Regions from separate parts of the Homo sapiens genome. Here region 1 is linked to region 2. The links are chromatin loops, found by intact Hi-C in ENCODE. Cell type or tissue: heart right ventricle. All regions are shown on one strand. Each heading gives the region's core, and the rest is flanking DNA. Links, peaks and the distances in the headings are about the cores only.

What was found. Hi-C counts contacts between places; a loop is a spot of excess contacts. Peaks named below come from ENCODE experiments on the same cell type or tissue, not always from the same donor. Only the 100,000 strongest peaks of a DNase experiment are listed, where the experiment ranks them.
Region 1: a loop joins it to region 2, with 2.7 times the contacts of the local background. A loop is called at or near these places in 4 of 110 quality-filtered maps.

The regions. Positions count from the first base shown.
Region 1 is chr9:96,470,166-96,478,125 of GRCh38, forward strand. It overlaps HABP4 (hyaluronan binding protein 4), which reads left to right. Exons shown (of 8, transcript NM_014282.4): 5 at 846-929. Among named protein-coding and RNA genes, the nearest start is that of HABP4, 24 kb to the left of the region's middle. In heart right ventricle, for the core only: no CTCF peak of the experiment used is centred there; no DNase peak of the experiment used is centred there; H3K27ac peaks cover 662 bases.
Region 2 is chr9:96,650,962-96,658,921 of GRCh38, forward strand. It overlaps PRXL2C (peroxiredoxin like 2C), which reads right to left and starts at 4,356. Exons shown (of 6, transcript NM_153698.2): 1 at 4,129-4,356; 2 at 3,744-3,812; 3 at 698-751; 4 at 429-534. The coding sequence starts at 4,320. RefSeq lists silencers at 3,895-3,964, 4,105-4,314, 4,355-4,444. In heart right ventricle, for the core only: a CTCF peak has its summit at 4,095; DNase peaks (open chromatin) are centred at 3,010, 3,890, 3,980 and 4,420; H3K4me3 peaks cover 2,352 bases; H3K27ac peaks cover 3,236 bases.

The DNA of each region.
Region 1 (7,960 bases), core at 2,582-6,581, 180 kb before region 2:
GGGCATGGTGGTGTGCGCCTGTAGTCCCAGCTACTCCAGAGGCTGAGGTGGGAAGTTCTCTTGAGCCCGGGAGGTCGAGACTACAGTGAGCTGTGATGGCGCCACCGCACTCCAACCACCATGCCCAGCTAATTTTTGTATTTTTAGTAGAGACAGGGTTTCACCATGTTGGCCAGGCTGGTCTCAAACTCCTGGCCTCAAGTGATCCACCCTCCTTGGCCTCCCAAAATGCTAGGATCACAGGCGTGAGCCACCCTGCCGGCCTGGAACCTTCATTTTAAAAAACAAAAGTTAATTATTCAAGTTTTGTTTTAAAAAGAGTGAGTTTTTAAAGAATTGATTTCAGTAGGTTGGAGTTGAGAATTTAATACTTATTTAAATTGAAAAAGTCTTTTCTGTTATTGTAGTTCAATTTGTGGTTACTTTTAAAAAAAAACTTACTTTAAAGCCCTCAATAGGCCAGGCACAGCAGCTCGTAACTGTAACCCCAGCACTTTGGGAAGTCGAGGTGGGAGGTCAGGAGTTCGAAACCAGCCTGACCAACATGGTGAAACCCTGTCTCTACCAAAAATACAAAAAAAATTAGCTGGGCGTGGTGGTGGACGCCTGTAATCCCAGTTACTCAGGAGGCTGAGGGAGGAGAATCACTTAAACCTGGGAGGGAGGTTGCACTGATCCGAGATTGCACCACTGCACTCCAGCCTGGGCGACAGAGTGAGACTCAGTCTCAAAAAAAAAAAAAAAACCCAAAAAACCAAAAAAACAATGTTTTCTCCTTCTTAAACATACAAAGGCATTGGTATGAATGTATTTGTGTGACTAGAGAGGGTCTTGCTGTTTTTCAGTGATGTGGAGCCAACTGCACCGATGGAGGAACCCACAGTGGTGGAGGAGTCCCAGGGCACCCCGGAAGAGGAGTCTCCAGCCAAGTAGGGCATTTTGTTCATTCCCCATTGTGGTGTTGGTTCTCTTCTTAATGATTTCTTTTTTTTTTTTGAGATGGAACTTGCTTTGTCACCCAGGCTGGAGTGCAATGGCACAATCTTGGCTCACTGCAACCTCCACTTCCTGGGTTCAAGCGATTCTCCTGTCTCAGTCTCCTGAGTAGTTGGGACAATAGGCGTGCGCCACCACGCCCAGCTAATTTTTGCATTTTTAGTAGAGATGGCATTTCACCATGTCGGCCAGGCTGGTCTCGAACTCCTGACCTCAAGTGATCCATCCGCTTCAGCCTCCCAAAGTGCTGGGATTACAGGTGAGCCACCGCACCTGGCCTTTCTTGATGATTTCTAAGAGCTCTTCACAGACTGGGAATCTCAACCCCTTATCCTATCACAGAGGGCTGACCTTAATGTATGAATGACTGGTGATCAAACTAATTAATAATTAGTTCAGACAACCTAATGAATATCAATGATAATTAATGGGTGAAAGTTGGGCATTCTGTCCTCTGCTCACAAGCTCTTTTCCAGCAGCTTGTTAAATTCCTTGACTTGGAGTAGCCTGACTCTTGTATGGACCTCTAGTGTCTTGTCCCCTCTGTGCTCTCCCAGTCCTCCCTCCCTCTCTTTTCATTATGTAGCTTAGATACCGGCTCCGTCTCCAGCACCCTTCCAAGTTCTGTTTTTCTGGGGTTTTTTTTGAGACAGAGTTTCACTCTTATTGCCCAGGCTGGAGTGCAATGGCGCGATCTTGGCTCACTGCAACCTCCACCTCCCAGATTCAAGCAATTCTCCTCCTCAGCCTCCTGAGTAGCTGGGATTACAGGCATGTGCTACCATGCCCGGCTAATTTTGTATTTTTAGTAGAGACGGGGTTTCTCCATGTTGATCAGGCTGGTCTTGAACTCCCAACCTCAGGTGATCCGCCCATCTCAGCCTCCCAAAGTGCTGGGATTACAGGCATGAGCCACTGTGCCTGGCCTCCAAGTTCTTAAATACCCATGCGCCTTCAACTCTCTGGCCCTTTGGACCTGCTGCTGTAACTTGCTAGCAAAACCCCTCCTGGGTGACTCCACTATCTGCCTTCTCTCTGCCTGTTCCCACAAGCTGAGCACTACAAGTCACATCGTGGGCCTGGTTGGAACCCCAGTAAATTCCCGGTCACTGATATTCTGAAACCAGGCCTTGGCGATCCCCGGTTCTTGGGTTCACTCTTTCTCTCACCTTCTCTAATGACTGTTTTAATTTCTCCTCAAAACCCTGACACTGCCTCCCACTGTACCCTTCCGCCATCGTCCTCTTTCATTTTCTGGATGCAACATTTCCTTCTATATCACAGAGTAATTATGATCCATTAGGTGGCAACTTCATCATCCTCCCACTGCCAAAGATACAAGACTGCTACACCTGCACGCCTCCTGGGCTCCTTCCCTCGTGCTAACCATCGGGCTGCCATCCCCCCCGACCTCTTCACGCTTCAGATCTTTCCTACTGACTTCATGAAAACTTCATACTGTTAGTTAGCTCCTTCCTTTTTTGGTATATTCATCTCCTTCCTCCCAACCCTAGTCTTCCAGTCAGCATTTAAACATGCTCAGTCTCTCCTGCGTAAGTGTCCTCTGGACCCCACATTCTCCGTCAGCTGCCTCTTTCAGAGTTGCATGTGGCCTTCTTCACTTCCTCCCCTCCACTTATTCCTCCCTTTAGTCCAGGCCTGGCTTCTGTCCTCACTGTCCTTCTGAAACAGTCACCATGTCTCCAGATCTAATGGATGCTGCAGTCTGCGTCTTTCTTGACCTCTCAGAAGCATTTGACTTTATTGATTTCTTCGTAAACGTGCTCTCCTGTTGGTTTCTGTGATCACTCTGCTCTTCTTTTCCTTCTGCCTCTCAGCATCTCCTTTGCAGGCTCATCCTTGTCTTTCGGGTCTTTTAAAATGTTAAGTTCTTCAGGGCCCTGCCTTAGGCCTTCTCTTTCTGTAGAGTTTCTTTATAGGATCTTATGCACTTCTGTGACTTAAATTGTCGTTTACACACTAACTCTGGAATATGTATCTCTGGCTCTTAACTTCAATGTGGGCTCCAGGCCTGTGGCTCCATCTGCCTACTGGACACTTTCCCTGGGACATCCCAGATGCTCCTGTGCCCAGCCTGACCGAGACTGAGCTGACTCCTCCCCACACCTCTGGTCCTCACTCAGTGTTTCCATCCAACTGTACAAACCAGAAACCTACGAGTCATCCTTGGAACTTCTGTCTTCTTGACCCTCCTCTTTCCAAAACCCAGTCCTTCCCTCTGCTCTGGTGATTGTACCCCTAAATACCGAGCATCACCACTCACCAGCGTCGTCTAAGCCATTGTTATCTGGACCACCACTGGAGCCCCTCACAGGGCTCCCTGCATCCTCACCTACGCCAAGGTGGTGTTCACACCGCATTCTGATTGTCATGCCCCCACCCCTTGCTTAAGACCCTCCAATGTCTTCCTGTCCTTTTTCTGTCCCCTGTTCTGACCTGCAGAGTCCTGTGTGGTCTGGCCCCTGCAAAACCCTCAAGTTCAGACATTCCTGTGCCTTCTCTGGGTTCACCATGAGGCCTTTATTTCATGTTCTCAAATGTACTTTTATCCCACCCCTGCCCTCACACTTGCCATACAGCTTTCACAAGTGTTGTTTCTTTGTTTTCCCAAACCCCCTTTACTCTTCGCCTATCTGTCTCTTACTCATCCTTCAGCTGCCAAAAGGCAGGGTGTCTAGTGGTTAAGAGCACAGACATTGAACCAGTGTGATGAGTTGAAATCCCAGCTCTGCCACTTACTAGTTGGGCAAGTTATTTAATTTCTTTTTCAGTGGCTCAGTTTTCTTCATCTGTAAAATGGGAATAATAACGTACCTACATTATAGGGTTCTTGTAAAGATTTTGTGTGTGTGCGTGCGTTTATATCTGTGTCCTAGAGTGGTGCCTGGCATGTAGCTAGTGCTTTATCAGTATCTGCTCTTATTATTGTTACTTACTTCAAGAGTGAAAGGCCACAGTGATTGATGATTGTGAAAGCTGTATTCAAAACAATTGCAATGTATTATTCAAAACAAGAAATGTGTTTCATTAAATAAATAGGAGTAACAGTTAATATGAATATTTAGACAGTGAGCTAACTAAGGAACTAGATTAACAGTTTATATGAATGTTGAGAAAGTTAACTGGATACCTTCAGGAGAACATTATATCCTTTTTGAGCCAATAAACATTTATACAAATTCAGGTAATATAAGGCAGAATAATAGAGAGTAAATTATAGTATTGTTCTAATCTATAGAATTGATTGAGATACTCTAGTATTCATAATATTAGACAAAAATATTTAGTCACTGTGAAAGAAAATAAAGCTTGTTGACTGTCTGTCTGCAGTATCCCAGGAGAGCTAGCTGGAAAATCTTTCTCTCTCTTTTCTGCTGACCTGGGGGGAAAGTGAGCATCTATTTGGAATTGCAAGTGCAATGCAGGTATTGAGTGACCGTGCCGAGAGATTCTTTTTTCTGCACTGCCTTGTCAAATTTTAACATTATTACTAAAATTTCTAATAATACAATTATAATTTTTTGATACTCTAAAAGTTGGGCTGGTATCCGAGAAATACATTGAGTGATAGCGATGCTCTCTGGTGTCAGCCCTGTTTGAATGTTGATTTTGCACTCTGGCTTCTGGCATTTAGCCTGAATGTACATTCAGTGTACCTCTCAGTTCTAGAATGTCTTGATAGATGAATCTAATGTACTCTCACTTATGTTCAAACACACAACCCAAAGTGCACTTCCATTTTCCTCAAATAGGACATATTTTACTGATAATTATATGTGCAATGCCCTTCCATCCTTCCATCTTCTCCTTTCATTACAGAAGTATTAACTGTTCCTTGTTGCATAGTGTTCTAGTGTCCGACGATACCTGTGACGACTCTTTGTATTTTGTTTTAAGAATAACTCTAACATTGGCCAGGCGCGGTGGCTCACACCTGTAATCCCAGCACTTTGGGAGGCCGAGGTGGGTGGATCACAAGGTCAGGAGATCAAGACCATCTTGGCTAACACGGTGAAACCCAGTCTCTACTGAAAATACAAAAAATTAGCTGGGTATGGTAGCGGGCACCTGTAGTCCCAGCTATTCAGGAGGCTGAGGCAGGAGAATGGTGTGAACCCAGGAGGTGGAGCTTGCAGTGAGCCGAGATCGTGCCACTGCACTCCAGCCTGGGTGACAGAGCGAGACTCCGTCTCAACAACAACAACAACAAAAAAAAAAAAAAAAAGAAGAAAAAGAATAACATTTTTAGAGCATTTGCTGTATGCCAAGAACTGCTGTAAATGCTACCATGTCTTAATTCATTCAGTTCTTTGCCACTCCATGAAGGAGGAGCTACTGCTATTCTCACACTGGGACAGAGGTTCAATACCTGCCTAAGGTCACCTGGCTCATGTGCAGAGCCGGAATTTGAACCAGGCAGATGCATAGGCATTCATACTCCTCTAGTGAGTGGTAGGAATAGCAAAAAGTGCTGTTCAGAACACCTGCTGGTAACTCAGGAGAGGGCAAAAGATGTTGGCCCTGGAAGGTAAGAGCTGCCAGGATCTCTGAGCGTTTCCCTACTCAGGAATATGGAGCATCAACTCCCATCCTTCCTGAAAAATACTTTATTAAAAGAAACTGTGAGCAAACAGTAATACAAACTATCTGCAATAAATTATTTTTATTGTAATCGGTTTCCTAGTGTATTTGCTTAAACAATGAAGATTTTCTTATGTTTTAGGTTAAATTCATTTGTCCCAGTTAAATATCCGATTAGTAAAGCTTTATTTCTGGAACCTACTTTCTTTGATTCACTGCACTCTTTCATATATTCAGGTGAAAAGGTATTGCATGAATGGAAATGTGGACATTTGAATTGATGTTTTGTATCTTTCTTCTGCGCATATCATGACTGTTTTCCATCTAGGTATTTTTCTGTGCCCCCTTATTCCCTGAATCTCAGTGGAGCACAGAGGTTGAGTGTGGGCTTTGGAAACGCAATGACAGGATTGGAACTTGCCTCTTCTATTTATTTGCTCACTATGTGACCTCTCTCTGCCTCGATATTCTTATCTGTAAAATGGGATATTAATTATATCTAACTATTGATATCATGAAATAATATAAAGCATTTTGAACAGCATCTGGCACATGGTAAGCATACAGTGTTAGCTAGTCTCATCCATTTCTAAATAAAGGGAACTGTGGTTAAAGCAGTATGATTTCTATAATTTCACGTTTAGAAACAAATATATAACTATCAAATTTGTATATAGCATTATTCACATTACCATAGATTTGACCACCTTATATCCATAAGTCATTTTGATGGAAAATTCCCTCCCAAAAGTTTTTTATAACAAACCAAGAATTGTGAAGGTCTTTGAATTACTCAAAAATGGGGGTGTTAAAGCAATAGCAGTTATGAGGCTCTCAGTTGTTAGAAATATACTTGCATGAGTCCTTCCTAGAATCGAAGGATACATCTCTTCCTGTTGAATATTTAGTCATTGCTAAAACTGCCGGTAAAACTGTACTCAGAACCAATCAAATGGGAAATGGGGTATGCGTCACAGGATTGTCATAGTGTGTGTTTGCTAATAACTTTTAGTGGGTAGGGAATAAGGTTAAGGAGCCTGTCCTTGGTGATACTATGCTGCTTTCAACGTGGCTTGTTGAAACTGCAGCTGATAAGCAGGGCATTCGTGCCTCTGATATGGGGCATTTGTGCCTCTATTCTTGAATGAGGTGCATTCCAGTCAACAGCTTCAAGCTGATACTGCTGAAGGAGGCTGTAACTTGTAACTAATCTGAATTACACTATATGCTTTACTTTATGTGTCTATACACAGTTTCAAGCTTGCATTTCATATATACCTTGTCCTTTTTTGATCTAGTTCTTTGTTTAGATATGATGTCCTTTAAGCAAACAAACAAACTCTGTTAATAACAACTACTTCTGTGGCCTTAATGTAAAATCTATTCTTTCTAGAATTGAATTTTCTGGAATTTATAAACTTGTATTAGGTCGTCTTAAGTATGAAAGAATTACCAAATTTATAGCATTCAGTTCTGTTGATTTTTAAAATTCTGTCACAAGTAGGCTAAAGAAGATTTATGATTCCTTAATATTTCTTTATTTTTAGCTGTGTATTAAAATTTTATATTATGGAAAATTATACAAATTAAGTAGTATAAAGAACTTGTAAGTAAGTTGTTCAGCTTAAAGCTGTTACCAAATCACGGCCACTCCTGTTTCATGCATATTTCTACCAACTTCTGCCTCCCCCAGGGTATCATATACCACTCATAAATGTTTCACAGTGTTATACCTGCTACTCTTTTTTAATAACATAACTGGAATACCATTACTCCATTAAATTTTTTTTAATATACTTGATATCATTAATTCCAAGACACTTCTTCAGTTTCCCTGATTGTCTTCAAAACTTTTTAAAAAGATAATTTATTTGTTTGAAATAATATTGAAATATACATGTCAATTGGTTAGTCTCATGTCTGTTTTTAAAACAGCTTTGAGATATAATTCACATCCAATAAATGGCACATATTTAGCATGTACAGTTTTACAAGCTTTGATATATTTGTACACTTGTGAAACTATCACCATGAGCAAAATCATGAGCATAGCCATCGCCCCACAAAGTTTCCTGGCGTTCCTTTGTAGGCCCTCTCTCTTGCCCCATTTCCCCCCGGCAGCCAATGATCTACTTTCTGTCACTACAGATTAGTTTGCAGTTGCTATAATTTTATATGAATGGAATCATGCAGCTTGTATTCTTCTTTGGTCTGTGTTCTTTCTCCGAGCATACTTACTGTGTGATTTGTATCTGTTCATTCCTTTTCATTGCAGAGTAGTAGTCTGTTATACAGGTGGACCACCATTTATCTGTTTACCTGGTGGTGATCACTGGGTGGTTTCCAGTTTTTGCTATAAAGC
Region 2 (7,960 bases), core at 1,809-5,808:
GCCTGGTGTATCTGGACCACTTATTAGAATAATAAAAAGCAGCCTGAGGCTGGGTGCAGTGGCTCATGCCTATAATCCCAGCACTTTGGGAGGCCGAGACAGGTCAGGAGTTCGAGACCACCCTGGCAAACATGGGGAAACCCTGTCTCTACTAAAAATATAAAAAATTAGCTGGGCGTAGTGGCAAGCACCTGTAATCCTAGCTACTTAGGAGGCTGAAGCAGGAGAATCATTCGAACCCGGGAGGTGGAGGTTGCAGTGAGCCGAGATCACACCACTGCACTCCTGCCCCAGCAACAGAGTGAGACTCCATCTCAAAAAAAACAAAAAAGCCTGATTTATGAATTGACCATGTTTCCCTATGCATATATACACAAATATGAACATACACCACCAGTGTTTTCTATTTGAGACATGTTATGTCTTACCTGAGGAAGCAATTTCTTCACCTCTTTTCATTCCCAATCTTTTATAAATTTCTCTCTCAGGATCGACATAGATTTCATGAGAATATCCAGTCAGCTTGCAAAAAGGCTGAAAAGAGAGAATGGTTGGAATTTTTACAAGAACAAATGAGAGAAAAGTAATGATACTCTAACTTCAGCCAACTTAGCCTACATTTAGTGGTTTAAATAATGTAATTTTTATGTCTGAAACAGATTTTATTCATTAGTCTCCCAATGTACTAGATATTTACCTCAATATGATGGTAGGATGACTGTCCAATCACTATAAGGGTGACATTTGCTTCCTTAGGAGAAAAAAAAGGACATGTATATATCATTAGAAATTATGCATGTTTTATACAACATCCCTTAACCCAACTCTTATGTTTCATTCTAATGCCACCTATAGGCTTCTAGAGGAATGGAATACACAGCAAAATTGTGTGAGTTAATGCAAAGATATGTATAGTAAAATATTAATTCAGATGCTTCTTTTGCTAAGTAGGAATTTCCAGACTTACACATAAGACCTAAAACTATAAAACTACTAGAAGAAAACTACAAAACTGCTACATGACATGGGTGTAAACAATGATTTGTAGAATATGACCTCAAAAATACAGGCAACAAAAGCAAAAATAGACAAATGGGACTATATCAAACTAAAAAGCTTCTGCACAGCCAAGGAAACAATCAACAGAGAAGAGACAACTCACAGATTGAGAGAAAATATCTGCAAACTATACATCTGATAAGGGGCAAATATCCAAAGTGTAAAAGAAATTCAAACAACTTTGCAAGAAAACAACATAGCCTGATTAAAAAATGGACAAAGGGCTGAGCATGGTGGCTTACGCCTGTAATCCCAGCACTTTTGCCAAGTCAGGTGGATCACCTGAGGTCAGGAGATCAAGACCAGCCTGACCAACATGGTGAAACCCCATCTCCACTAAAAATACAAAAATTAGCTGGGTGTGGTGGCATGTGCCTGTAATCCCAGCTACTCTGGAGGCTGAGGCAGGAGAATCACTTGAACCTAGGAGGCGAAGGTTGTAGTCAGCCGAGATTGTGCCACTGCTCTCCAGCCTGGGGGGCAGAATAAGACTCCGCCTCAAAAAAAAAAAAAAAAAAGAAATAGCCAAGAGATATATGAAAAGATGCTCAAAATCACTACTCATCAGTGAAATACAAATTAAAATTACAATGATATAACCTCACACTTGTTAAATGGCTATCAGTAAGATGCAAGATAAGTGTTGGTGAGGATGTGGAGAAAAAGGAACTTTTGTACACTGTTGTTAGGAATGTAAATTAGTACAGCCATTACGGAAAACAGTCTGGAAGTTATTAAAATTAAAAATAGAAATATAATATGATCCAGCAATCCCACTACTGGGCATTTATTCAAAGGAAATGAAATCAGTATGTTGAAGAGATATCTGCACTCCCATGTTTTATTACAGCATGATTCACAACACCAAGATATAGAAGCAACCTCAGTGTTCAACAATGGATAAATATAAAGAAAATGCGGTATCGGCCGGGCGCGGTGGCTCACGCCTGTAATCCCAGCACTTTGGGAGGCCAAGGCGGGCAGATCACGAGGTCAGGAGATGGAGACCATACTGGCTAACACGGTGAAACCCGTCTCTACTAAAAATACAAAAAATTAGCCGGGCGTGGTGGCGGGCGCCTGTTAGTCCCAGCTACTCAGGAGGCTGAGGCAGGAGAATGGCGTGAACCCGGGAGGCGGAGCTTGCAGTGAGCTGAGATCGCGCCACTGCACTCCAGCCTGGGCGATAGAGTGAGACTCCATCTCAAAAAAAAAAAAAGAAGAAAAGAAAATACGGTATCACATTTGGTCATAAAAAAGAAAGACATTTTTCTGTTATTTGCGACAACACTAGATGCACCTGGAGGACATCGTGTAAGTGAAATAAGCCAGGCACAGGAAGAAAAACACCGCATGATCTCATTTACCTATGGAAACGAAAAAAGTAGAGTGTAATGATGGTTACCAGAGACTGGTTACTCAGGGATAAGGAAAAGGGAGGTGATCAAAGGGTACAAAGTTTCAGTTAAACAAGAGGAATAACTTTTAGAGATCTGCTGCACACCATGGTGACTATAGTTAACAATGTATACTTCAAAATTGCTAAAAGACTAGTTTTTACACGCTGTCATCACAAAAAACTAAAATCACTATCTGACATGATGGATGTATTATCTCGATTTAATCATTCCACAACGTAAATGCCTATGAAAATATTACACTGTATCCCATAAACACATACAATTATATATGTCAATTTTTAAAAAGAGAATAAAAGGATACGCAGAGGAACAGTCAAAACATTGTTTTCAAAATGATATAGTAAATAATTCTCTATATTCTCCCCAAAGACATTCTTTTTTAAAAACTCTGTAGCACAGTTTTTTTTTTTTCTTTTTTAGACGGAGTCTTACTCTGTCGCCCAGGCTGGAGTGCAGTGGTGCAATTTCGGCTCACTGCAACCTCCGCCTCCCGGGTTCACGCCATTCTCCTGCCTCAGCCTCCCGAGTAGCTGGGCCTACAGGCGCCCGCCACCAAGCCCGGGTAATTTTTGGTATTTTTAGTAGAGTCAGGGTTTCACCGTGTTAACCAGGATGGTCTCGATCTCCTGACCTCGTGATCCGCCCTCCTCGGCCTCCCAAAGTGCTGGGATTACAGGCGTGAGCCACCGTGCCCGGCCGCACAGTTATTTAATCAATGTTATTTTTTCACATCCTGATTGACAAGGTCTGCTGAAAGAACATCTGTTTTATAAAGGCTGCTCAATGCCTTTCCTCAAAAAGCTCACTTGGGCACAAACCTATCTGTGCCTCAAGAAAAACAACTATGTGGTTTGTCCTAGGGACATGGAACTTGCAGCCTATTAACATAAACATTTGCACCTTTACGATATATTAGTATTTTCCCATAATGAGCAGCTATTTGGAGTGTAACAAAAAATAAAGGGAAGAAAATAACCATTTCCAGCATTTGTTTTAGGGCATTATCAGTCAACATTTGAGAACAGGCACTAGGTTACCAGGCAACACCACAATTGTTAGTACGTTTACCACCAGGCAGCACCCAATGAGTTAGGGCAGAAATAGATCTCTGACGTCTCACTCCTTTTGGAGGGGCGAGGGTGGAGAGAGCTGCGGGGAGGGGCAATCCAGGCTGCAAGTTCCGCGCTGGAGCCGCGTCCTCCCCCGCCCCGCTCGCAAGGTCTGCAGAAGCGGGCACTGGGCCGCCCACGCTGGGAAACTCACTTGTAAGAAACTCCTGGGGATTTTGGCCAGATCCTCTACGTATTCCTTGCAGATGTAACACAGGAAATGCTGAAAGCCAAAACGGCAGAAAGGGCAAGTTAGTAAAGCAGCACCCTCGGGCCCCGAAGGATCCCTGTACTTCGCCGTGCGTGACGCGAGCAAAGGCGACGCCCGCGGGGCCGGGACCGGCGGCTCGGGCGCCCGGCGCGTGGGAAGCGGGCCTCGCCCTCGCCCTCTCCCTGCCCCGCCCTAGTTGGGAAGCGGCCGCGACTGGGCAGGCTGCCTTCCCGTTTCCGTCCTAAGAAGCAGGAGGCGCGGCTCGCATCCCGGCAGCCTGCCCGGGACCCTGGGCCGCGCTTCCCTTCCAGCCCCGCCGCCCGCTCACCCGCACGAACACCACCACGGCGCGGCGCTCCCGGAACAGCGCGCCGAACGGTACCCGCTGCCCGCGGGCGTCCAGCACCGGCAGCTCGGCCACGGCGGCCGCCAGGGGCTGCCCGCTGTCGGGGCCGCTCGGGGCCGGGACCAGGGCGGCGGCGCCGCTAACCTGCCGCGTGACCGGGGCCGGCGCGGCCATGACGCGGGGCGGCCGAGGGCCTGGGTCCGCTCTGTCAGCGCGGACCGGGGCGGGGCGCGCAGAGGTTGGGCGCGGGGGGCGGGGCGGGGCGTGCAGAGGTGGGGCCTGGCAAGTCACGGTTTCCGCGGCGCGGCGCGGGCCTGGGAGCTGTCGGAGTGAACCCCACGGGCGGTTCTGACTCAGCTCTCAGGGTAGGGGACAGAGAGAGAAAGTAAGGTCCGTCCACGGCGAGCAAGCATTATTGAGGAAGAAAGCCGCCCGCGCCCTCCATGGCCACCTGAGCGGATGTTCTCACCTATTCGAGAACTAATGGGTGTATGTGTAAAAGGTGGGCTAGGGCCAGGCCCACGTTTTGTAAACACACAGGCCGGGCCTGTAATCCTAGCGACTTGGGAGGCCGAGGCGGGAAGATCACTTGAGGCCAGGAGTTCGAGACCAGCCTGGGTAGGTAACAGAGGGCAACGCCATCTCCGTTTTTTAAAAAAATAAATAATAAAAATAAAGAAATAAAAGGTGAGCTGGGTGGGATGAGGATGATGAAGTTAGATGACTTAGCAGCTGTTTTGTAGAAATCCCACACTTCCAATTCAGTTTCTCCTGGGGTGGGTAGGCAGGCATAGGGAAATCTGGGGATCTCAGCCTTTGTGAGACCAAACTGGCCCTGGATTTAGAGGTTCATCTTTCTCTGGGGTTTCTCATGGGTGCTAACTGTGTGTCCAAGATTTCCAGAGCAGGACCAGATAACATTCAGGCTCTTTGTCTTCATAAGTTTACTCACTCTTGTGTATGGATTTGGGGTTCAGAAAGTACATCCTTTATCTATGGCCTTTGTTGAGCTGAAGAATATTTCTGGGGCGGAGTGCTAGGCAGGTCTATGTGACTGATGTGACTCTGCCACAAAGTGCAGGAAAGGGGGATGCTGCATCCTCTGGCTTTCACCTGTGTGAAGATTTTATACTTTATTGAGCACACATTAAGTGCTCTGTTTGAGAAGCTCTGCAGCGTGTTTACAAAATTTTAAGCATAGATCTGTTTCTAAGTCAAGATAGTTTCTTTCTGAGACAGGGTGTCGCTCTGTCGCCCAGGCTGGAGCATTGGCACGATCATGGCTCACTGCAGCCTCCACCTCCTGAGCTCAAGCAGTCCTCCTGCCTCAGCCTCCCAAGTAGCTGTGATCACAGGCATGCACCACCATGCCTGGCAAATTTTTTTTTAGATTTGTTTTTGTAGACACAAGGGTCTCCCTATGTTGCCCAGGCTGGTTTTGAACTCCTGGGCTCAAGCAATCCTCTTGCCGTGGTCTCCCAAAGTCCTGGGGTTACAGGCATGAGCCACTGGGCCTGGCCAGGAGCTTTATGAGTTTTTGGAAATAAATGCATGACCAAAGTGCAGGCTGATGAATAGCACTCACAACAGGCAGTTTGCCAGATGTCACCAAATTTATTGTAAGCAGTGTTTTGGTAAGCAGAAATTGATATACAGATAAGAATGGTGGTATTTTGGCAGCTCTGATTAATTGCTGGTATCAATGAATGAAAAATTTTCTTTGACATTACTGCTTTCAGTGTCATATTTCATGTGAAATAAATTACAGGTTAGACAATTTCATTTTGAAATACAAAGAGCCACATGACTTAGTTTTTGCAGAGTGATGAACTCAGACATCATCAAAAAATAGTTTTGTAGGAGGAATAGTAGCCATGCAGAAATGCAGAAATTAGAAGGTATTGTCTAGGGAGCATCAGTACATGACTGAATGAGACACTGAGAGATGAAGTGCCTGTGACAGTTATCAACTTGCTTCTCAGCTCCAAATCAACCCTTCACTATATACTCTGTGACAATGGACAGACTTCCTCTAAGCATCTAACCTTTGCAATGGGCAATATATTAAGCATTTTCAATAGACAGTGTTGGCAGGACATTGCAGGAGGAAGGGGATTTCAAATAGCCTCCTGAGGGTAGCGGGTGGGGCTCTGCCTCTGGCACTTTACCAGGATACACACTTCCTTGGCAACACTGCAACTATTGGCTGTTCTAGCAATAACCTAGCACCTCACTTGATGTGAAAACTGGAACTTGAACGCACTCCTAACTCCACTAGCAGCCCAATTCCTCACCTGTGCCCCCAATTCCTCACCTGTTCCCATCGAGCCACCGCTCTCTGTAGAGCCGTTGGCTCACCTGTACCCATCACCATTGCCTCTGCTCTCATCCACTGCTTGCTGATGACCTATGCCCTGCCTGCATTCTAGTGGGTTCCTTTCTGCCTTTCCCTTGACTGTATACCAGATCCAGCCTGGGCAAGCCATCAAACTTCTACACATAGCTATCCAGTAGGCTGAACTATACCTGCTCCAGTCAGATCTGAAACCCAGATTTGGGGAAGGGGTCCCTTTCAAGTTTGTCTTCTTTGAGTATTGGTCCTTAGCCATAGGTTCCTTATATTTTCTAGACACACTTTAATCAGAGTTGTTGTTTTTTCAGAGATGGGGTCTCACTAATGTTTTCCAGGCTGGAGTCCAGTGGCTATTCACAGGTGCTATGATTATAGCACACTACAGTCTCATACTCCTGGCCTCAAGCATTCCTCCTGCCTCAGCCTCCTGAGTAGCTGAGATTACAGGTGCATGTCACCTGATCAGAGTTTACTCATTCATTATATTAAACTTTCCCTGTTTAACCTACAGTGTGGTTTAAATCTCGTTATTGGACCCAGACTAATACAGCACCTTTAGATACTATGATTAAGGAAAAGTAAATGTAAACTATTACTGTTTCCGTTCTGTTATTATTTAGGAATGACCTGCTAATATTTGGTGGTATAACTTCATATGTCCATGGTTTAAAATAAATCAAAGAACACACACTAAAAAATACAGAGACAGCACTACATGTTTGTAGAGTTGCCAGTGTAACTACTGTGTTGCTCAAGAAAGCGTCCTCCAAAATATCTTCTGACAAGTCCAACTAGAGATTCAACTGCCAAGAATACAGCTCTGAGGGGATAATACAAACAGTGTGTACAGTTTTTCTTAATTTGTTAATTTTAAAAAATATTTCCCCCTTTTGTGGTAAAATATACATGACATAAAATTTCCCACTTTAACCATTTTTAAATGTGTAATTCATTAGCATTAAGTACATTCACACTGTTGTGCAGCCTGCTCCATCATCCATCTCCAGAGCTTTTTCATCATCTCAAACTGTAACTCCATAACCTTTAAACACTAACTGCCCATTCCCTGCTCTACCTAACGCCTGGCAACCACCATTCTACTTTTTATCTCTATGAGTTTGATAACTCTATTTATCTTGTGTAACTGGAATCATACAGTATTTGTCCATTTGTGATTAACTTACTTCACTTGGCACAATCTCTTCAAGGTTCATCCTTGTAGCAGCACTTGTCAGGATTTCCTTCCTTTTTAAGCCTGAATAATATTCCATTGAATGTATCTACCGCATTTTCTTTATCCATTCATCTGTTGATGGACATGTGGGTTGTGTCTATCGTATTATGAATAAAGCTACTGTGTATGTGGGTGTACAATTCATTAATTTTTTGAGTGTTATATTAGGGATCTCCAGAAGAGAACCAGACCATATATATCGATATATCTCTCTCTATAGAGAGATA